3 separate regions of the Mus musculus genome follow, and all the other regions are linked to region 3. The links are chromatin loops, found by intact Hi-C in ENCODE. Cell type or tissue: heart. All regions are shown on one strand.

The links. Peaks named below come from ENCODE experiments on the same cell type or tissue, not always from the same donor. Only the 100,000 strongest peaks of a DNase experiment are listed, where the experiment ranks them.
Region 1: it touches region 3 in a loop (4-fold over the local background); 5 of 42 quality-filtered maps call a loop at or near these places.
Region 2: a loop joins it to region 3, with 3.0 times the contacts of the local background. A loop is called at or near these places in 6 of 42 quality-filtered maps.

The regions. Positions count from the first base shown.
Region 1 is chr5:75,831,203-75,839,202 of GRCm38, reverse strand. No RefSeq gene overlaps it. Among named protein-coding and RNA genes, the nearest start is that of Gm32727, 140 kb to the left of the region's middle. In heart, no CTCF peak of the experiment used is centred here; DNase peaks (open chromatin) are centred at 3,392, 3,872 and 4,272; H3K4me3 peaks cover 639 bases; H3K27ac peaks cover 520 bases; H3K27me3 peaks cover 210 bases.
Region 2 is chr5:75,205,485-75,213,484 of GRCm38, reverse strand. No RefSeq gene overlaps it. Among named protein-coding and RNA genes, the nearest start is that of Mir7025, 33 kb to the right of the region's middle. In heart, a CTCF peak has its summit at 3,417; no DNase peak of the experiment used is centred here.
Region 3 is chr5:75,571,835-75,579,834 of GRCm38, reverse strand. Kit (KIT proto-oncogene receptor tyrosine kinase) reads right to left here and starts at 4,848. Exons shown (of 21, transcript NM_001122733.1): 1 at 4,717-4,848. The coding sequence starts at 4,783. In heart, a CTCF peak has its summit at 4,042 (motif pointing left); DNase peaks (open chromatin) are centred at 4,024 and 4,874; H3K4me3 peaks cover 2,957 bases; H3K27ac peaks cover 1,583 bases; H3K27me3 peaks cover 2,713 bases.

The sequences.
Region 1 (8,000 bases), 260 kb before region 3:
CCAAGGTGTAGTAATAATACACTTTTAAAATCCCACCCAGCACTTGGAAGGCCTAAACAAGTGGCTCACTTCTAGCTAGCTTTAGGATAGCTTAGGCTATATAATGAGTTCAAGGCTAACCTGAGCTACATATTGAGAACCTGTCCAAAAAAACAAAACAAAACAAAAAACAAAAACAAAACAGAACAAAACAAACCAAAATAAAACCAGGAAATAAAGTCAACAGAGTGGTAACATGCTAGTTATAAACTGAGGCTACTTGAATCATGGTTCATCCTGCCAGCCTTCCTATGGTCTGCCTTCTACAGTGAGCGTGCCCTCAGTTGTTACCCTTTAAAACCAGACAGGAACAGAACACCTGAGCCTGACTCAGAGCTTGGAGGCCAGACAGAATGGCCAACAGTAGCTGACTGTAGCCAAACCACAGCGAAAAAACAAGTGCCCGTGACCCAGGACTGTTTGGTACGCAGTCCTATCACAGTAACGGTTAGCATCTGTATTGCCAAGGAAAGGGTCTCATGTAACCCAGGCAGGCTTGAACTTGCTATAGAGTGACCTTGAACTCCTGGCCTTCCCATCTCAACTTTTCAAATGGCAGGATTGCCTCGGTCTACCACCATGCTTAGGTTTGCCTAATTTGAAAACACAAAAAAGTCTCTGTCGTGCCCTCTGGGAAGCCACATGTGCCATTGCAAGGTGGCGCTGGCTACCACTGGCCACCACGCATAAGTTTGGGCAAACAACCAATGTGTACATATGCAGTAAAGTTTTTTGCCAAGACACTGCCTGGCCTGGGCATGATAATGAGGTTCTGAGAGTATAACCAATCAGATGTGAGACATGCAAATGAGGTATGTTAATGAGGTTCTGTGAGGTACTGAGAGAGAATAACCAATCAGATGAGGAACATGCAAATGAGGTATAGTGCATAACCAATCCGGGTGTGAGACATGCCTCTCCTAGGCCTATATAAGCAGCACCAGTTCTGGGCTCGGGGTCTCTTCGCCTCTGCAATCAAGATCTCCCATTAAACGTGTGCAGAAGGATCCTGTTGCAGTGTCGTTCTTGCTGGCGAGTTGGGTACACGCAAGAGTGCCCTAAGGTGTATTTCTATTCTATATAAAAGAAAATAATAACGGGTTAAATGACTTGAATGGACTAATATCTGGTATATCCAGCATTAATGCCCATATTACCTCATTCTACAGCTTGCTACCTTTCTGCCTTTCTCACGTTGTTCGGGCCATTTTGTTCCTAAAGATATTTTAAGTAAGTAATTTATTGTTTGGTTTTATTTTTTTAAGTGTGTATATGTGTACATCTGTGTAAGGGTATGTGCAAATATACTACATGTATGCATGTGTACACATGCGCTGCTTGTACATGTTTGTGTGGATGCATGTGCATATTCACAGCATGTATATGTTTTTATGGACTCGTGCATATGTTTTACATGTATATGTTTATGTGGATGCATGTGTATATGTGATGGATGTACTTGTTTGTGTGGATACATGTGCATATGTGTTGCATGTATGTGGATTCATGGGTATATGTGTCCTATGTATTTTTGTGGATGCATATGCATATGCACCAAATGTACATGTTTGTGTGGACACATGTATGTATGTGCTGCATGAGCAGACCAGAAGGTGTCGTCATCCTCTCTCACCATCCACTTTACTCTTTTGAGACAAGGACTCACTGCACTGAAGCCCGTTACATTCACCGAGCTGGGTGATCAATGAGTGTCAGGAGATCTGCCCGTCTCTGCCTCCCCAGCCAGGGGTCATGCGTTGCATGCCTCTGCTGGCTTTTACATGGATACTGAACATCCAAACTCAGGTCATCATGTCTGCCCAGTCAGCACTTTACCAACTGTGCCATCTTTTCTGCCCCCTCAAGATCTCTATCGTGCTAAAATGATGCTATAATAGCAAGTAAGTTTCTTCTGCTTACCAAAGCCGAGAAGGAAACAATGGACCGCCATGTTGCAAGCCTGAAAAGTGTCCTTTCTTTCAACTTGTCAGCTTACACCACGTTCTGTCTGATACCCTTAGACCTCCGTTTCCTCCTTTGCCCACTTGATACTTGATGCTATTCATCTTTTTAAGGTTTCCACTAGGACTCCAATCTTTTCAGGCTGGGAAGCCCTGTGCTGAAGGCCAGCTTGGCTTAGCACCTTGCATGTTGTCAGTACAACAAGCCAGAGCCAGATGCAGCTCACTGAGCCGAAGAGCAACCTCTCTCCTGACAGCTTCGTGGGCAGAAAAGACACCTCCATCTGATGTGTTGTTCAGAGGAAAAGGCAAAGCGGAGTACAATGTGTATTGTATGCTATTATCTGCATATCTAAGAAGCAAGTCCATCTTTGAATGGTACATCTGTGTAGAAAAGTGATAGTTCCTCAGGTGGCTGAATTTGATGGCTGCCATGGTAAAAAGAAGCAGGAAAGGATGAATTATGGCTGACTATGCCTTTAATGCTTTTTATATTGCTTTCAAAATATGGATAAACTCTTTAAAGGAAAGGTATCTACCTCAGCCTATCATTTACGTGACTGCCATGTTTGTGTCTTAAATCTGCAGACATTAAAAAAAAAAAAGAATTATTTATTTTCTGCATAAGAGTACACCATAGCTGTCTTCAGACACACCAGAAAAGGGCATCAGATCTGATTACAGGTGGTTGTGAGCCACCATGTGGTTACTGGGAATTGAACTCAGGATCTCTGGAAGAGCAGTCAGCACTCTTAACTGTCAAACCATCTCTCCAGCAACAGATCTTCAGACTTTTACAAAATGATTTGAGAAGAGGAATTAGCCCAAGAGGAGGAGGCACTTTCTGGAATATTCTCTTTTTTTTCCATATTTGGGGCCATATAAGCATCCTGTAAGTCCCCGAGTGAGGACAACAAGGACAAAAGGAAGTGACCTGAACAGTAGCCCTTGGCTTCTACAATCGAAAGTGTTGCCTCGTTCACAGGCCCCAGTCTGTAGAGCCAAAGACCCAACCCATTCAGTTGGGTTTATGTTTAAAGACGCAACATATCCTCAGATTTTACTCTGAACAGGACAGTTCATTTGAACGTTGCCAAAGCCCTAAGCCTTAATGTTGCACGTGGCCCCGAAGCATGTTTTTCTGTTAAATTATAATCATCTCACCGGAGTAGATTGATTGTTTCAACAACAGCCATCTATGTCCATTCATAAAAAAAAATAAATAAAGCAAAGTAAATAAATCAACTTCCAAATCGCGTCCTTCTGCAAACACCAGCTGCACAGGAAGAGGAAGGCAGCCTGCGAGCAGCCCCTGGAGCACAGGCTGGGCTGGCGGTGGAGGAGAGCGGAGCCAAGCTGCTGCCAATACCATCTCCAGCCCACAGGAAAGAACCTCGGCGGAAAGCGAGGAGGCAGAACAATTGTGTGAACTTAGCTCCGGTTCTCACCCGCGAACATCTGGCCACCGCGTCATGTGTCATTTATTTGATTCAAACCTGATCTGGGATTACGCACCGTGACACTCTCTTCAAGAGGGCCGGGAAGGACGCCATCAGAGACGAGGGAGCACAGAATCACCTCAGTAGCAGAACAGTGGAGCGGCTGAGAAGCTGGGTTTCTGAAATCACCCATTCACGATGTCCATAATCCTGCCCACTCTTTTAAGGGGGACATCAAATAAAAGCTGGAAGCCAAGAGGTCTCTGGGAAAGCCCTCCTGTTGAGAACCGCAGGAAAAACCAACCGCGGAGGAGGATGTCATCTTGGGATTGGCCCTTCGGAGGGAAGAGCACTGCTTTAAACAGTGTGTTTGCAAACACAGATGTCAGGGACAGGCAGTTTATTTTTAGAGTTCCGCATATCACATTTCCCCACACTGATTCCCTTTCTTATCTTTTTCTGCATCAGAACAGCCAAACAGGATTCGAGTGATGCTTTGAGATGGCTCAGTTCCCTGCATTGTGTCTAGAGCCTCGAATGCAGCAGACGCTTAGCTCCAACGTGGCTGTAGTGGCTTCATCCTCACAACTTCGGTCTTTGAACTGGAAGACTTTGGATAACCGTCTCGTGGGCTTATTCGCTGGCAGTTACAAATCAGTCTGGTGGTAATTATGCCTGCAGATCAGCTATTAAGTTTATGTGCTTGTCAAAATTTGACTCTATGCTCCATTGAAATGTAATTAGAGCCACTTAGAGCTGGTCAGACGCCAATCTTAAGACTCTGACTGATCTTGATGACTACAGGATTCGTGTTCAGCTCACCCTGGGACACCCTTCCGCTATTCCACAGACATCAGGGACTGGGAGAGCAGGACACCAAGCTGAAAGGAATTGAAAGCCCTGAGGAGCCAAGGAAATCCAGGGAGGTCAGACGCCAAGTCTTACATTTCCTCTGGGCAGAAGCTACTGATGGCAGGATTTTAGATTGGAGGAGACTGGGCTGGCATACCATACATGTAAGAGACTTGAAGAGTTTTTAGTTAACAGTTTACTCTCTCTATAAAAACTCAGACAGGACTTACAATGCACTAACCCTGCTCTAAGTGTTTTGCAAGTATTTACTGCTTTTGTTCCCAAGGCGATGTTCTACATAAGGACGATCATTATACCCAATTATTAGGTGGGACATTGAGTCATAAAAAATTAAAATAACTTGCATAGAGCAAAAGGAAGACTTTTAAACACTTCTTCCACCAAATACGTTATTTCCTCTGCTAGAGATGTAACCCCCCACTCCGTTTGTTTGGCAAACTCTTCCTCCTCCTTCAGCATTAAAACTCAAAGGCCACTTCATCTGCCGTCAATGAACTAGTGACCTGGCCTTGATTCTGACTTCCTCTACCTCTCTGGCGAGGCTTATGCACGTCTCTGCTAGCCATGAACACATTCTGTTTCAGCAATTTAACCTCTCTGTCTGTAAGTCAAAGGCCACATCTTACACTTCTTGGCTTCCCTCTCCCGAGTATATACTGCCTGGAAACCAGCAGGCACTCTTGCAAATTCTGCCTCAAGCTCCTTATCAGACTCCATTCTCACTTGCCCTTTAGGATCCAGCATAGAAATGAGCTCTTGTAGAAGCCATCCTCCCCCGATAGACCTGGGCTCTGATGCCTCTCCTGCCTCATTGTCAAGTCACCGCGGTCCTGTGTACAGCATGACAGGACAGTAATGCCTGAGTGCCTGCCTCAATCACAGTTATTAGGTTCTTAGTCTGCCTCAGTTTACTGCTTTGTAAAAACAGAGTGAAACCGATACCCCATAAGCTTTCTGCATGTTTTTTTTAAAAAAGACTGTGTATGTCTGTCTGTCTATCTATCTATCTATCTATCTATCTATCTATCTATCTATCTATCTATAGGCAATCTTAAAAAGGAAGCCATAAATTTGAAAGACAGCAAGGGGGAAGGGTACATAGGATTTGGCGGGAGGAAAGGAAAGGGGAAGATAAAGTAATTATATATATAATTATATATGAATATATAATATGTATTATGCACATGAGGTAATTATAATCTATAATTATATAAATATAGAAAGGATTATAAAAGATTTGTTTTATTTTATACAAAACATTTTATTTTATTTTATTTGTTTTATATTTTATTGTTTTATATGAATGTGGCTGCCAGGGATTGAACTCAGCTTTGTCAAGCTTGGTGGCAGTCACCTTTACCTGCTGAGCCAGCTCATCAGCCCATGATCTATCTACCTTTGTAAAAATATGAAAAGGAGAAAACTGGAGCTGAAGATGTGACTTATAGGTTAAAAGCACTTGCCACTCTTTCAGAGGACCCAGGTTCAGTTCCTATCGCTCACATGGTGACTCACGACCATCTGTAACCCCAGCTTCAGAGGATCTGATACCCTCATCTGGCCTCCACGAACACCAGGCACTCACGTGGTGCACATACATGTATGCAAGCAAAGCATTCATATGTATAAAATAAAAATTAATAAATCCTTTCTTGAAAATCCTTCATTTTGCTGATGGGATATACTTGCATTTTAATAGTATTTTTTTGTAAAATTAAAAAATATTAGATTGTAATACAAAAGATGGAATCAACTCCTCTTGGTTGTTCTTTATATGAGTGCCTTGGTACTCAAGGACCTACCGATTGCTATTAAATAAATGTTTACAAATGCTTTTAAAATAAAAATAAATAAATAAAGTTGTGCAAAGCTTTGAGGGTTGTCCCAGGCAAAAGTCAACAAGACATTCATCCATTGTAAATTTAGTGATTATTTTTTTTTTTATTGATTTACCTACTTATTTGCTAAAGGAATTATATGTCATCAGTTTTTCAAGAATAGGTATAAACATTTCCCCTGGGCAGAAGCTACTGATGAATCAGCTACTGATTCACTAAAGGAATTAGTCAGTGAACAAATGCAGAAGGTGTAAAAGTCACCTGAGGACAACTGGCCAGAGTGCAGAGAGCGCGTGCAGGCTGAGATCCCAGCCGCAATAACTGTCTGTACCATCAACACCCCAGGGCTCAGGAGCCATCACAGAGAGGTGGGCAGAAAGTCGTAAGAGCTCAAGGCTGGGGAGAACCAGAGTGAAACAGCATCTTCTGAACATGGCAGGGCCGTTGTACTCACGATCACAGGGCAGCTGTGGTGCTTATGTAAGACCTGAACCAGATCAAGCTGGCCAACATTCCAGCACTGGGTGGGCAGGCATTAGTCAGCTCACACCCTTGAGGAGTCGTAGAGGGTTGATGGTTTCTGGGGGAGGAACAGTCAGGTCTTTTCAAGGGGATTGTCCTGGTGGGTCAACCAAGCTCCAGGAGATGGCCTTGAACCCATGATGTATGAGCAGAACAGATTGGACTCAGTGGGTTGTGGGAGGATAAGGGGGGAATCTGAGAGCACTTAGGAGAATAATGGGGGCAAATGTGGTCAATGCACATTGCATGAAGTCCTCCAAGAATTAATAAAAATGTGGTTTTTAAAATCACATGAATAATTGCATTAATTCAGTTTTCAGTTGTCATAAATGACCACCTTAAGGGGGCGGCATCTCTGCCAATGGGTTATAGGCACCCTTTGCTTCCTTGGCTATGCAACCTGAGGAAAGTGATGGGTTCTCATAGCTTCCAATCAGAAATGTTTTGAGAATAAAGCCTGCTAACACTTGAAAGCCAGAGTTTGGTGAGATGGAGAGGATCCTTTAAATGCTAAAAGCACAAATTTGCAAGCACCCATGCCAGCTCTGGATTGATTTGCTGGAGCTGACACCATGGGATGCTAAAGCTGTCCCCACTGAGGCCCCCTCCCCCAACCCCATTCATATCAGAGCCAGGGACACAGTAAATGATTGACATTTAAAGTGTCCGGATTTGGGTGTTGTTTTTACACAGTAGTCAAGGCTTCCTTTATTTAAGTCAAGCCCAGTCGTTATTTACGTTCTTATTTTTTGCTAGTAAAAATGGCGCTTGCTGGGGAGATGACTCAGCGGTGAAGTGGTTGCTGAGCAAGTGTAAGGAATGGGTTCAGATCCTCAAGGCTGTGTAAACACTGGGCATGGCTGTACACATCTACAATCCAAGGAAAGGGGGTAACCGGGAGGCTCTGGGGACTCGTGGGCTGCTAGGGTTGTAAATGGTGATCTCTAGATTCAGTGTGAGACCCTAGCCTAAGAACATAAAGTGAACAAGAAACTGAGGAAATATCTCAACATCAACCTCTGGTCTCCATATATAACCACACAGGTGAATAATGCCCCCATCCTCAACACACACACACACACACACACACACAGACATACACATACATATACACAATACACACACACACAGACATACACACAAACACACACACATATATACACACACATAGACACATACACACACATACACACAGACATACACACACAGACATACACACAAAAATAAACACATACCTACACATACACATAGACACACAGACACACACATACAAAAACACACACATATACACACACATAGACACATGCACAACACACTCACAGACACAC
Region 2 (8,000 bases), 370 kb after region 3:
CTCTCCTGCCTTACACCCAGGATAGCCAAAGATGGATGAAAGAACAGGATTCTTCCTGTGAACTAAGACAGAGTCGTTTAACCCCGCTCGTTTCAGCAGCTGAGTCGTGAATGAGGACAAGAATTTCAACAAACGTTTTTGAGTTAAGGGTAAATGATTGATGGTCCGTGTCACTGTATGCACAGATGCCGGGCGTCATCATGGGCACTAGAGACACCAAAAGACTGGCCTCGTGAAGCCCACAGCCCAGCCGGCAATCAGAAGACGGATGAGCATTTGAAAGACAAAGGCAGCGAGCGAGCTGTGGGGATGCTCTGTAATAAGGCATGGTTTAGGGGGTCTATGAGTTTATCTCAAGGGAAAGGGGGAAGCAGTATGACTCGCTAAACAAAGACATGGTGGCACTCAGAGAAAAGAACATTCCAGGCAGAGAGAAGGCCATGTGCCAAGGCCTGGAATAGCAAAGAATATATTACAGTAGTTAGAAGAGAAGCAAGCAGCTCGACCAGAATGAAGGGAGAGAGGCACACAGCAATGGAAACAGGGTCACTTAACTCCTGATTGAGTTGGACTTTCCCTATAGACAATAAGAAGCCACTGGTTAGCCTTGAGCCGGGAAGCAACAGTACCGGTTGTAATGTTTTTTTTTTTAAAATGGCCATTTCTCTAGTTGATGTGTGGAGGATGTATAAGAAAGGGAAGTATAGCCAGGCAGTGGTGACACACACCTTTAATCCCAGCACTTGGGAGGCCGAGGCAGGCAGATTTCTGAGTTCGAGGCCAGCCTGATCTACAAAGTGAGTGGCAGGACAGCCAGGGCTACACAGAGAAACTCTGTCACAAAACAAAACAGAAAGAAAGAAAGAAAGAAAGAAAGAAAGAAAGAAAGAAAGAAAGAAAGAAAGAAAGAAAGAAAGGGAAGTATAAAGCCTTGATCTGCAGAGGCTGGGGCAGCTCTCTGGATGAATGGGAAACTGTACTTAATCTTGGCCATGGGACTGGAGTGAAGGTAGGATGCAGGAGTGACCTGGAAACCGAACCTGAGGGATGCCAGGAGTTATGAGAGGAAATCAGAGCAATACCCAGGACCAGGCTTGAGAGCTGGGTATGCATATCAGAAGACCATATCTCGGTGCTCATTGGAGGACTTCCTGAGTTTGAAGATCCTGCTAGGTCTCCTAAGCCAGTAACTGGCTCTGTGAGTTTATAGTTCAGAAGAGAGCAGCATTAGAAACCATGAGTGTGTAGATGGTAAAGGAAGCTGTCTTAGGGTTTCCGCTGCTGTGAAGAGACACCATGACCAAGGCAACTCTTTATAAAAGCAAACATTCCATTGGTGCTGGCTTACAGGTTCAGAGGTTTAGTCCATTATCCTCATGGAAGGAACCATGACAGCATCCAGGCAGACATGGTACTGAAGAAACTGAGAGTTCTACATCTTGATTGGAAGACAACCAGGAGAGACTGTCTTCTGTAGGCAGCTAGGAGGAGCATCTCTTCCCTACTGGGCAGAGTCTGAGCATAGGAAAAGCCCACCTTCACGGTGATTCACTTCCTCCAATGAGGTCAGACCTTCTAATAATGCCACTTTCCATGGCCCAAGCATATTCAAACCATTACAGAAGCCTAAAAATATGAAGGGAAGGGAGATCTGGGGGATTCTACTACCAGTGAACAGGCAGACAATACAAAGAAGAACGCTGAAGCCTTCTTGCACTTTCTCATCTAATCTCTCTTTTGCTGTGGGTATCAAAAATGGAATTATTGCACATAGTAGACGTTTCTTATTACCTACCCTATATCCATCTATCTTGGGTCTACCTATGTCAGAAAAGGTCTCTGTGCACTCAGCTAAGAAACTACACTTCCGGGCTGGAGAGATGGCTCAGCGGTTAAGAGCTCAGACTGCTCTTCTGAAGGTCATGAGTTCAGATCCCAGCAACCACATGGTGGCTCATAGCTATCTGTAATGAGATCTGATGCCCTCTTCTGGGGTGTCTGAAGACAGCTACAGTATACTAACATATAATAGGTAAATAAATAAATCTTTAAAAAGGAAAGAAGGAAGGAAGGAAAGAACGAACGAAGGAAGGGAAGAAACTACACTTCCCAGCACCCTTTGCAAATGAGAAAATGGAAGTTGTTGAATGAGACTTCTAAAAGCCAGCTTCTGAGGGAGCCTGCGGCATGTGCCCTGTTACTGCCCTGTTACTCTCCTACCTGTCTTTATTACCTCCCTGGAGCTGAGGCCTCATGACTGGGACTCCAGATTTCATCATAAAGCAAAAGGGAGTAACCTTGAGAATAGCTGCTGTCCTGTAAGGCTGAGGAACGGAGAGAAAGGTGTTTTCTGCATCTCTGGCACTTGGAAAACAACCTCAGATTTCATGGTAGCACTGAGACCTAATATATCTAATATATTATTCACAAGGCAATCAAACAAGATGGTGAATTCTAGAATGCAACTGTGCAGGGACACACAGAAAAGAACACATCAGGTCAGGCTAACGTGCTAAAAGACAAATCAGGGAAAATGTCCACATTCCTTTCAGGGTCTTGAGCTAGGGCTGCAACTACCAAAGTTAATACCCAGATGCCCCCCTGGGGCTCTATTAGCAGCTGAATATCTCTGGATTCCAAGGGAATATTAATTCCACATATTGAAAAGAGCTACAAAAATAGTGTCCATTGTGATTACAATCCAGTAAGGATAATTGAGTGATTTCAGAACTTGGAAAGCTCCGGTCTTTCAGCTGTGTGGGGTACACATCCCTATTTAGTACAAAGTTCCTTCATAAAATTTTGGAGAAAGAATTCATATATAAATACGTGTATGTGCACATTTATCCATGTGTGCATATTTATCCATCTCTCTCTCTCTCTCTCTCTCTCTGTGTGTGTGTGTGTGTGTGTGTGTGTGTGTGTGTGTGTGTGTGTGTGTATACACTGTGTTATTATAGCTCCCTTTAACAATAAGTTGTAGGCTGACTTGCAGCCTGGTCTCCCTCCCAAAGATGCCCTGGAGGTTCTGGTCAACCTAGAAGCCATGGCATTTTCTAAACTCTCTTTCCATGTAGCCACATTCTTTGGCAAAGGCTTGGCTTAAAGATGTGCTCCCCGAGTGTGAAGTACATGAGCCTGCCCTATTCCTCTCCACCCATCTTGAGCATTGCATTGGTGACCTTCAGGGAGCTGAAGACTGGGAGCTATACTGGGACTTCCCTTAAACAATGGAGAGGAGTTTAAAGGACTGGTGTAATGATGCACTAGAGATAAGCCAGGCCCACTAAGTAAACATTAGCACAACAGGAGGAAAATGTCTACTTCCCACCCAGACAAAGGAAACAAGGATGTGGCCAAAAGAGAACACTTTTCAACATTCTTGGAGTTTCTGCTGCTCTCTAGCAACCCCTTGTGGAACTTTTAACAATTTGCAATTCAGGACCCACGAGGATCTACTCCTGACTATTATGTCTAGTCCTCTGATACCCTAAATGCATTGTCCTTGTTCCAGACACAAGAATATAATAGAATCTGCCAGAGCTTCACAGTGATGAAGAAAAATTATCAATGAGCCCCGTTTGCAGCACACCAGTAAAACTCAACTTATGAGAACCAAGTGAGTTAAAATACCCATCCTGTCTGTCTGTCATGAAGGACCTTTGATGATCTGTTGAGGGATGTGAAGGAGATAAAGGGGTGCTGGGCATAAGAAGTATAATCAAATCTATCATCATTCTAGAAATAGAACCGTGTTTGGTTGGGTGTGCTTCCATATGATGGATTAGGGCTAATACATTAAGGCAGACATGCTACACATGTATGTTGGGTAGTTTTATGTCAACTTGACACACACTAGAGTCATCAGGATGAGGGAATTCCCTCCATTGGGAAAATGTCTCCATGAAATCAGTCTGTGGGTAAGCCTGCACAGCGTTTTATTAATTAGTGATTTATGGGGGACGTATCAGGCCATTATGGACGGGGCCCTCCTCATATTGATGGCCCTGGGTTCTATAAGAAAGCAAGGAGAGCAAGCCATGAGGAGCAAGCCAGTAAGCAGCACCCTCCATGGCTTCTGCATCAGGTCCTGCCTCTAGGTCACTGCTCTGCTTGAGTTCCTGTCTTGACTTCCTTCAATGATGAATGGTGACAGCCAAATACACCTTTTCCTGCACAGCTTGCTTTTGGGTCATAGTGTTTTGTCATGGCAATAGTAACACTAAGACACCAAGGCAAGGGTGTGAAACACAGAGAAAGAGGACAACTCCTGCAACCCCATGATGTGGGTGAGGACACCCAGAGGCCCACCAATCATGCAGATCACCTGCAGTAGGAGGCACTACAATGTGCAAGTGTGTGCTAGAGAGATGGGGCAGAAAGAGAAGCAGAACAGTTTGACCATTGTGAAGGGAAATGGAACTGGAGACAGGAGGGAATACAGGAATAGTCTGTTGTGAGAAGCCAGTCCTGCCACTTGAGTCCATGGGTGAAGTCCCAGCCCATGCTGTCACTGAGGGCCATGTCTGGGTCTGTGGCCATGCAGCACCAGGGGTCTGTGTCAAGATCTGTGGCTCATATTACCACTAAAGGCCATGCAGATATCCCTGGTCTGGGCTGCCACCTGGGACCACATTGATATCCAAGGGCTATGCAAAGTTGGCCCCTGGAGAGCTGGCTCTACTTCCCACTGGCTGCAGCATTTGGGAAAGCAGACCCCCACACCTCACCTAGGCCACTGGTCCTGGTTGCAGGAAAGTAGAGTGAGTGGCCAGTAGAGTTGGCTCTGGTAGCAAGATCATGGTTGAACAGCTCAAGGGCATGAGTACAAGAGAGCTGGCCCTGCCATTCACCTGCTGTGCAATGGCATGGGCACGGGAAAAATGCCTAACCCCCTTCCTTCATTCTTGCCACCTTTGGAAGAGCTGACTCCTAGGTCATTAGAGCAGGAGAGTTGACCCAGCTCCTCACCAGCTACAGCATTTGGGAGAACAGGTCCCACACCTCCACTGGGCAGCACAGTAGAGCTAACTCTGGTAGTGTGGGTGCAGGCGAGCTGGCCCCCCAGGGCAAGAGAGCAGGAGAGCTGACCCTATCCCCTTGCCAACTGAAGCATTGGATGAGCTAGCCCTGGTGGTATTGGTGCAGGAGAACTGAGTAGCTGACCAACTCAGCTACCTCCCAGGCTCAAATCCAAGGCCTTGAGTTGGCCCTCCTTGGGGCAGCATCCACCTCATCTATGAACTGCTGGAGCACATAAAAGGGCCAGTCCTGAAGATTCAAAGCTGTCGGATCTCCATGACACAGGGCAACAACAGGGCATCCAAGAAGAGTCCCTGTGAGGATCCAGCATTGATATAGTATTACAAGTCAGAGACCTTGCACAAGACCAATGACTCATCACAATGAACATTTGCAAATAGAGATGTGTAGGCAAAAGAACGTACTGTGGGACACACTGTAACGCTCTACAGCTTCTCAGATAAGAGGGTTTTTTTATATTTTGTTTTGTTTTATTGTGTTTTTATTTTGTGGGGGATGTTGCAGGGCATAGGGCAGATACAAAAGGATGGGGAGATGAGTGAAACTGAGGTACATGATGTGAAACTCATGTTCAATAAAAATGTTTTTTAAAAAGAGGAGAATGGCATGCCTATAAGAAAGTCTCATAAAATAAATGTATAGTAGTCTGTTAGAGAGAGATGGAGACAGACAGACAGAGACAGAGACAAGAGACGGTGTGGAATAAAGCCATGGAGGGAGACAAGAAGAGAAGGATTTGGTGAGTGTAGATGCTTTCATAGAAAGAAAGAGCTTTGTATCTGGAGGTGGGCTCCTGCTCTGACTGCATCTTTCCCAGTTCGTCTCTGTTGTAGGTTTGGTTCAGTTTGTGTGTTTGGTTGGTTCGTTGTTTGTTTGAATGTCATCATGATCCCGTACAGCATCTACTCAGGGCTAGACTTGCCACCACAGTTGTTTGTATCTTCTCTTCTATCCAGCTTTGCCTGAGAATCAAACCACTGACCCCTAACCCTGCAATCAATCCCTAACCCTGCAACCAATCCCTAACCCTGCAACCAATCCCAAGTGCATAGCCACAACTAGTTCCTTTTCTTAGTATTTCCAATGTGGACTGACAGTGACAGGAAAACATCCCTGTAGGCTCATGTGCTTGAGCACTTGGCCCCAGCTGGTGACGCTGTCAGGGAAGACTGTCCAAACTTGGTAGGTGGAGCCTCCCTGGAAGAAGTGCAACACTAGGGGCAAGGCTTGAGGGTCTATAAACTAGCCTCACTTCCTGTCTACTCTCTTCTTCCTGACAGTGCACTGAGACCAAGCATCTCAGTTCCTGTCATCATGCCTTCCCTGCCAAGGTCCTGTGTTTGATTTCCAGTCCCACCAGTAACATGACAATAAAACAGAATGACTTTGTGTGATGTCATAAAACTGATATAAAATGTAACAACAGGGGGCCTGGAGATCAGGGTCAGCGGTTAAGAATGCTTACTGCTCTTAACTTCAGGGGCAACTCACAGATACCTGGAACCCCAGCTCTTGTGACCTCTAAAGGCACCTGCAGCCACATGCACATACCCACACACATACACACAATTAAAATTTTAAAAAGTAATACTTTTGAAACAGGAGCTTACTATGTAGCTCTAGCTGACTGGTGCTTACTATATAGCCCAGGCTAGCTCACTGTGTAGACCAGAAATCCTTCTACATAGGCATCCCAAACACCGGGATTAAAAGCAACAACTAGCAGAGCAGACCCAGCATAAATCTTTGTTGTTGTTGTTATTGTTGTTTAAATGTCATAATAGTAGTACTGGATAGATATGATCAAATATATATACCAAATATATTGTATGGAAGTTTCTAAGGATAAATAAAATAGTATTTTTGAAAGTGATGGGAGTCTGCATATAATAAGCATACTCACTCATATTCATTAGCCATCTGATCTGTTGCTGGCCTTTCCCAACAAAGCGGGCCTCTCAAGAGAACAGAACAGTCAAGGAGACTGTATTCATGGTCCCAGGTAGAGAGCATCAGGAATACTCTCCTGGGCTGCTCTGTAGCAAAGGAGCTACAAGGAACTAGACTGGCTGGGTTTCACCTACTGCAATCTACACAAAACTCTACACTCAGGAAACAAACAAACAAACCTAAGTCAAAAAAGACTCCCTGTCATGTACACGCATGCACACAAGTTCAATTCACAGTTATCCTAGTTAGAATGTTTCAGGACTGCTTAGGTATTGACTAACTCGGCCATCATTTAAATTCAGTTTCCAGTTTATAAAAACTCCCCACTAGACTCTCAATTCCTATTGTTCTCAGCACAGTGGTTGGGAAACACAACAGAATAAATGTTTTGGAAAGGAAGGTAATACAGGAGGAGAAGAAGAAGTGAAACAAAAGAAAACGGTCTTTCCTAGCTAAGAGGTGCTATTGTTACTCAAAAATGTGGAATTTCCACAGAAAGCCCAGGACAATTAAAGATGCTGAGAGGAAAGGCCTGTCAGTCAAAGTACAAGAGCAAGATGGTGACTGAAGGGGCTCAGTAGACAATTCTAAATTCCCCAGACCATTTTCTTCTAACTCTACTTGGTCCCAAAAGGTCACAGATCGCAGCAGGATGCCAGCTAAGGTGAAGCTGCTCAGACTCATGGGTGCAAAAGTGAAGGACCACAGCTGTCAACTCTGACAGTGCCCTTTGGCCCCACCCTTCCTCACAGCTGGAAGGATGGAGGAAGATTTTCCTCCACTCTCAAGTCACTGGCTTAGAGCACCCTGAGCAAGTGGCTGGCCCTCAGTTGTCGCATAACCCAAACACAGGCCACTGTGTGCCCTGCTCCATGCTGAAGCTCCCCTCTCCGCACACTCTGGCCAAGTTGCTCCCATCAGAACCTAGGAGCCCAGCGTCTGAAGAGGAATTGAAGCTGAACAGTGCTTGCTTATTTGGAACCAGGATCAGGTTTACCATCTCGGTG
Region 3 (8,000 bases):
CCCACCCTCCTATCTGCTGTCCCTGTGAGGCCCCAGCAGGGGATTGATAAACTTCGTTAAACTGATATACAGTGTTTGCTAGCCTTGCCTGTGCTTAAAGCTTGGTCCAGAGAGTGGCAGAGCCGTTAAGGCAGTGGTTTCCAGCCTGCTGTGGGTCAGAACCCAGCCAAGGGCAAGTTCGTGAGGGTCCTGTACTCCTGGGGAAGTAGTCCAGGAAAACCCCTCCAATTCTGTGTCTGCGAAGCCACTTATGTCTAATAAAAGGCCCCTGGGACCAGAGGAGGGGTTTGCCTGGATTCTTGATCCCCAAACTTTTATCCCAAACTCTGCCCTTTGGTGGGAAGTCAAATAAGGGGATGCTAACTACAGAGGTAGGGAAGGCAGCACGCATCAGCAGATTTTTTTTTAAAAACCTAGTCATCGAGGCATAAATTTCATCTTAATACCAAAAACAAAAAAGCCAAAAAGTACAAGCTGTGTAATCTTCTTTTAGACCACTTGTGGTTTTTTTCTCTAAGAGACTAAGCTGAAAGAGGGTGATAAAATCCAAGTGCGCTGGAGACCACCCACTTCCTCTGAGGGGCTCCCGCACTAAGCGCACCTCACACAGAACCTCCAGCAATCACCCCCCAGCTTCTGCACCCTGACCCCCTTCCCCCTTATACAGATGTGGAAAGCGACCCTCAGGAGGGTTAAACATCTGGTCCCTGATCACATAGTCAGTAAGTGGGATTCTGGGATTAGAACTCACAGATGTTAATTCCAGAAACCAAGCTCTTAACTCCGATGCCACCTGCCCTAAATAGTAATCAAACTTAGTTACATTCTGTAGACCGGCTGGAAGCCTAGCCGTCAAGTTGTACACGGGAGCACGTGCCACAGCCAAGAGGGAACCGGAAGCATGGGATAGGTGGAGAAATGATCAGGTCGGAACACTCAGTAGGCACCGTCTCCCGTGTTTTCTAGAAGCATCCAGTCAGTCGAACAAGCATGCCCACGAGCTGGCTACTGACTTCAAACAACTTTCTTTCTCAGAGACTGAAGTCGGATGATGGCTCACACATCCATCCCCCCAAACAGCCAGCAATCTGAGCCAGGGGGCCAGTCTTGCTCCCAGGTCTCTCTCTCTCTCTCCTACGTTTTTTTTTTTTTTTTCAACAAGAGCCTTGCTGGATTAATTAGCCCTCCATTCCAATGTCTCCCTCCCACTGGCAACTTCCTTCCAAGCTCTGCTTGCCCCGTGAAAATACCGACTGGTGCTGTTGAAGCTGCATATGAAATTTTGCATACTTGGATCCCGATAAATGTCTTTTAATCCCACTTTTGGAAAAGTTACCACACATGACTACAGCACTTTCCACACCCCAGCCTGCCAACTCTTGAACCTAATTCATTCTGGAGAAAGGAGACTGTGCTCTTGCCACCTAGATCCAGCTAAGAATTGCTCTGGACAGCAGCATGGCTGGTTTGGCTCATTTCCTCGCGCCCTTTCTTTAATCGGCTGGAGGATCCTGGAGGAAATGACTCAAGACTCCTAAGAGTAACTTCTAAGGACTGTCAACAACAGTGGCAAAAACCCATGACCAAAACAACATCTGCAACTTCAGTGAGCGACAGGGAAGCCCACAAAACACTCCTGATGAGAGTCTCCTCTGGGACTGCGGTGAGTGGTCACTGTATTTCACCGTACTTGGTCACACGGTAAACAGCCACTGAGATCACCAGCCAGTTATCAGGGACACATATATAATGCTGTAGTCCTTGCTATTTGAGGGGGGCTGGGAATGGTTTTCAACTTCATTTTAGAGATAACTTATCTTCCCTTTTCCCCACCAAAACCTTCATGATAGTCTTAAACACCCCTACCCAAACTATACAGTAGTGGATCCTCATAGCAAATTAACCCACTCAAATTGAAAAGACCAAAATGTGCTAAGACAGGTCACCTGAAGTCCTCTTAGCCAAAGCAGCAGTCCTGGGCCCCCAGAACCTCTAACAGGATGGACTTATAGTAACCACTCATTAAATACTTTTGTCTTACTTTACATCAGATTCTGGTGAGTTGTATAATGGATGCACAGTTGGGCACACGGAGCTGAGCTCCGGTTCCTTCACTGGCTGTTTTGGGCAAGTGACTTATTCTCCAATTGGAAAACAATGGTGGAATAGGAATAGACACTGTAGTGGTCTAACCTCCTGGGCCCCTGAGTACAGAAATGGCAGGCAAAGCCCTCAGTATGGGGAGCCTTGCAGACATTTACTGATTGTGAAGCCCCAAGTATGCACAAAACACATCCATGATATGATATTTAAAGCACAGTAGGAAGAGTGTTGCAAAAGCATGGCATACATGATTTATAACGTCATACGAATGTGTGGATGGATGGGGAGAGCCCAGAATGGGGGAGACGTGGAATTATTGAGGATCTCTTCAAGGAACTATCAGATTATCTCCAGCAGGATCGTAAGCCAGAATGCCAGGTGCGTGAATGACCATGAATGACTAGGGACTTGCACCTGCAGGAACAGGGGGTGTGGGGAGGGGGAGGAGGTCTGATTCACTGTTCTAGGACCATCCTGTTGAGCTGTAAACCCACTGTGAATGCCCCGGAAGGAGGGGTTACTGCAGAGCAGGCACTGGTTAGCCCTCCAAAGGTTACAGCATAAACAAAAACACAAAACTGCTTCCTGCAAAGCCTGGAGCAAAACCGTAACACACACACACACACACACACACACACACACACACCCCAAAAGGCCCTTAGACAAGAAAGCTGCTTTCTGAAATTGTGAACTCCTCAGATCCTTCGTGATGCAAATGTCTTCAAGTACCTTCCGTGGAAACCAAAGTCCCCCCCAACACACACCCACTCCCAATTTAAATGACCGCCCAAGGGCACAAAACCAAGGAGGCAGAATGGCTGAAAAGGAGGCCTGAAACGGGAGAGACAGAGAAAGGAATTACAACACACCCTGTGCCAGGAATCAGACCTTCAAATTCCCTCTGCCAAAAAGTTATTGGCCAGAGCAGACTAATCAGGGGGAAAATGCAAACCATTGACTCGTTTCTGTTTTCAAAAGGGAACTGTGATCTTTGTGGCGTTCCACCTTGCTCTAAAGCAGAACAAGGTGGAAAACGTAAAAGATCACTGGGGTCATTTTCAGCTAAGTGGTCAAATATGCCTAGGAATCTGAACACTCATTTGTGACCCTTGGTGACCCCTCTTCTGTGCGCGCAGAGGTCCAGATGCAAGACTTCCCCCACAAAAAAAAAGCCCTCTCCCAGCCTTTCAAAAGCATCTAGGGAGTGAGATCTGGAAAACGCAGTCAGCGGTGGGCTCAAAACAGGTCACAGAGATGCTGGCCATCTGACGCCTTATTGCAGCGTGCAGATTGTCTCTAGCCTATAGCATCAAGGTAACCTAAAAGGGTTTCTGGTTTTTGTTTTGAAAATGACCTAGGAGGGAGCAGGGCTTCAGGACTAAGCAGGCAACCTGCACGGGCAGTGCACCAGCGACACCTGGCAAAAAAAGGGGCAGGGCTGAGGAGCTCCGGAACCTTAAGATCTTGAGACCCAAGTTACCCTGCAAAAGGTAACAAGATTTTCCCAACAGCTTGAAGAAACAAATGCTATTTGCAGAAAGCTTACCCCTTCTCCCCCACCCCCTAGCCTCCCCAGGCAGCCCTGAGTATGGCTATCACGTGGGAGAGGGTTTCTGGATCTCGGGATTCCCCTCCAAAAAAAAAAAAAAAAAAAAAAAACGGCCACCTGCGATTACAAGTCGCATACACTGAAACCAGAGGTTTCCAAAGCTGGGGAGAACTGACTCGGTCCTGGTCCAGCGCGCACGAGGTGGCAAGAACAGCTGCGTCCCCGCACGCAGTCCCTGATTCCCAGAAGCTGGCGACCAACGTAGGCTACAGCAGCTCCCTGGCGCGTGGCAGCAACGAACACCGTGCGGCTGCAGAGAGGGGCGAGCCCCTAGCACGAGATTTACAAAAGGAAAAAGTCTGCAACCTAGCGGCTGCTCGCCACACGCCCGGCTCAAGTTGTCCCCATAGCCGCCACCTACAGGCTCGTGGGGTCCCGCCCCAGAGCCTCACGCCGCGTGCTCCCCGTGCAAAAAACGGAGTTGGGTGGGGGCAAGCAAGCCCGAGATTCGTCTCCTCGGGTGGCGCCGCGCACGATGAGAGCGGCTGCAGTTGCGTCCCCAGCACTGTGCACAAAGAGCGCCCGAGGTGGGGAAGCAGCGGCCGCAAGAAAAGGCTCTCCAACTTTGCCCGGCGTGTGTCCGGGACCCGTGGGCTGGTTGTCCCAGGCGTCGGTCACCCACGCGCAACTTTTAACAAAAAGGAAGCCGTGGCCGCACCTCGCTCGGAGAGAGGACGCTCTCGGTGCGAAGCCCGAGGCCGCCCGCCCCTGCCACCCGCGCGCAGTCGGCACAAAAGCATCACCAAACTCGCCCGCAGCCTGCAGCTCGCTGCCTGGGTTCCCAGAAGACCCTCGGCCCCGGGTCTCCACCACCCGGGCTGAGGTCTCTCAGCTCAGGTGAGCGAGGCGGGCCACCAGAGTCCCGCGGCCGCCTACCACCTTCGAGGTGGTAGGCATGGGAAAAGCCAACAGCTACCACTCCGGACGCACCCAGGTGGCACCCCTCCCGGACCCGGGCTGCGCCCACAGAGGGTGCAGTCCTCTTGTCTGCCGCTCTTTCCCACCTGTCTGGCCACGGAGCAGGACCAACAGGACGCAGAGCAGATCCCAGGCGCCGCGAGCGCCTCTCATCGCGGTGGCTGCGCTAGACTCTGAGCTCCTCTCTCTGCTACAGCTCTCGCCCAAGTGCACCGAGCGCGGCAAAGCCGAGCCCCCAGAGCCACTAGCGGCGCGCGACAGCCCCTCCTCCAGCCCTCCTCCCAGCTCGTGGCCACGCCCCTCCCTTCTCCCGCCCGGGTCGCACTCCCTCCCGCTGCCTAGTGCCCGGGGCTCTCGGGCTGCAATAAGCTGATCCCGGGGGCGCTGTGCCCTCTAAGACCAGGAGCCCCCACAGGCCCTCCACCCTGGATCCTCTTCCTCCTAGCACTCTCCCTCCATCGGTGGTCCTTCAGTCCAGGCGGCTGGCTGGCCACGCAGGTGCTGCCCGCGCTTTGTGAAGCCCAGCGCCACGAGCGCATTAGGTACGGGCCAGCCACCTGGCAGGTGCTCCCTAGACAATAAAGGACAACCACCGGTCCCTCCAGCAAGCTCCGGAGCGGGGAGAATATATTCGGCTTATGGTGGAGGTGTTACTAGTCGGGATTGCCGGGCGAAGGGATTAGGAAACTGGGTCCCCAACATTTATTTCTGTTCCTGTTGGTAGAGGAGGACGGATCGTGGCACCCCTGACCTCAGTAAAAGACCGAGCCCACGTTTAAGTAATTTTTCATGCTCAGTTTCTCCACCTGCTGCGAAACCTGTAAGAATACAGCTGATTTCTATTGGCCAGCGTGGACCTCCACCCAGCCAAGCTCCTGCTGAGACTTGTGGAAACTGGGCCAGTGGACTACAGAGGCATCCTGTGAAGGAGTTAGCTTTGAAACTCGGTTTTTAAAACCTATTTGCATTTGGGTGCCTTTTCTCTTGTGTTAATTATTTTTTTAATCTCACCCTCAACACCCCCCCCCCGCCCCATCCCCTCTGAGTCCCCCTTTCCCCAACTCGATCCGACTGTGGTCTGCCTTAGGAGCAAGATAAAAGCAAAATAATTTCCTTTTAAAGTTTTTTTTTAATGTGTATGAGTGTTTTACTTACATGAATATGTGTGTGTGCCACGTGTGTGACTAGTGCCCAGGGAGGTCAGAAGGATGTCAGATCTCCTGAAACTAGAGTTACGGATGCTTGTGTATCATCTTGTGGGTGCCTGGAGCCCAACTACTCTTGTTCTTTGTTTGTTTCTTTGTTTGTTTGTTTGTTTGTTTCGAGACAGGGTTACTGGCTGTCCTGGAACTCACTTTGTAGACCAGGCTGCCTCGAACTCAGAAATTCGCCTGCCTCTGCCTCCCAAGTGCTGGGATTAAAGTCATGCGCCAACTTTCTTGTTCTTAACTAATTGACCCAACTCTCCAACTCCTAAAGTAATTCTCTTAAGACAATTTCTACCTAGGGACATTTCACAGTCACTGTGGCTATCCGGGGGTGGACAGTAACAATCTGGGTTTTTATAGTATCCGGGTCTACAGTTAACGTTATGAAGTAGAGAAGATAAACGTTTGTTTTGGGGGTTCTTTAAGTCCCAAGATTGTACACTTAATAGTGTTTAAGTGTGAGACCTCAAACCAATATTTTTTCTGGTATCGTTTCCCCACATATTTTTTTATAATTTGTTTACTTATTTATTATTTGTTTATTGAAGGTGCTTCATGTGGGTGTCAGAGAACAACTTTGAAGAGTGTGTTCTTTCTCTCCACTGTATAGGTCCTGGGACTCAGGCACCTTCCAGCTTGGTAGCAAGAGCCCTAGACGGTCCAAATGAGTGGTCTCACTGGCATCCTGACAAATGGATTAAACAGCCCTACAGAATGCTTAAAAGTGTAAACTAGGGCAGACACACACCACCACAAAAATGTAATAAATTGGAAGGTAGGTAGATAGGTGGGTGGATGGATGGATAGATGGATGAGTAGATAAATAGATAGATGGATGGATAGATAATACAAATAATATTTTTAAGAATGGAAAAATAAAAGGGAGATAATCACTGGGGAAAATAACAATTTAAATACACATGGCCTCATTGAGTATCATCAAGAATAATATATCACTTCCCAGCTTTCTGACATCATTTAATATTGAAGCCATCCTTTCGGATATTGACAGGCTTAAGAAAATTCATTTTCCAAACTATTCACTTAAAATGTGTCAGTACTAGAGAATGATCAAATGACCCAGGTATATAACTGCCTCTCCTGACACCACTTAATGTGTCCCTTCCTTAAAAAGTGCACTTTGGAGCACCTTCAGGCCAGCAAGGAGGAGCGAGGCACTGTTAGTAGATGTGGCCCCGTGCTCACCATCCGTGGGATCTGAGATGGGAGCCCTGCCCAGCATCCTTGTAACCAGTTCTGGTCATGCAGTTGCAGAGGGGCATCGAGCTACACTTTCCTCTTGGGTTGACAGACGTAAGTGATAGCACTCAATACTCCTAAACTTCTAGGATCTTGACTTACTTCTAAATCCATCTTGTGTTAAGAAAAAAAAAAAAGCTACTATGAGACTATGAGTTAAAAGATTAACATTATGCCTGAGAGAGGAAAAATTACATTTTTTCTTGTTCAATCAACTGACATTGGAGAAGATAGCATCTCCAGAAGTGTGTTGAAAAGGAAACCATATTGCAATTTAATTCCAGGCAAGAAATTTCTGTTCGGAAAAAAAATAAAAGCAGAGTAGGGAATTATACTGTTCTAAATTGTCATCAGCGTTTACCACTCAACAAACATTATTGAATGCCCAGGACTTGCCAGTAGGCACCAAGGCCTACACACAAATTAATAAGACAAGATCCCCGCCTGTAGGAATTCACCATGTGATGGGGAAAACAGCCGTTCTGATAAGAGGCAATAACATCTGAGAATAGAACTCATGTTGAGCCAGGACACTCCACAGGCCATATTGGCTAGTAGAATATTGAAATCTTATTGCACTGATTTGTTTTTAAAAGCCACCCCCTAAGCACATTCCTAAGTGGCCCCGTGTTCCAACCCACTCCTGAGACACCCACCTCACATCTCCTTAGAGCCAGCAATTACAGGTTGAACGCTGCGCACAGCAGAGAGCCTCCAGGACCTGTGCTTTTAGGGTTGTTAGCTATTTTCAATAGGACCCCCTGCCTGCTTTGTACTGCAAGAAGACATGTGCAAGGTGCTATTAGTGCAGGGCTATGGGAATGAACCACGTTACAGATAAGCACTGTCCAACTGAACATTTTCAAAGATGGAACTGTTTTCTCTCTCAGGGAGAACGGATG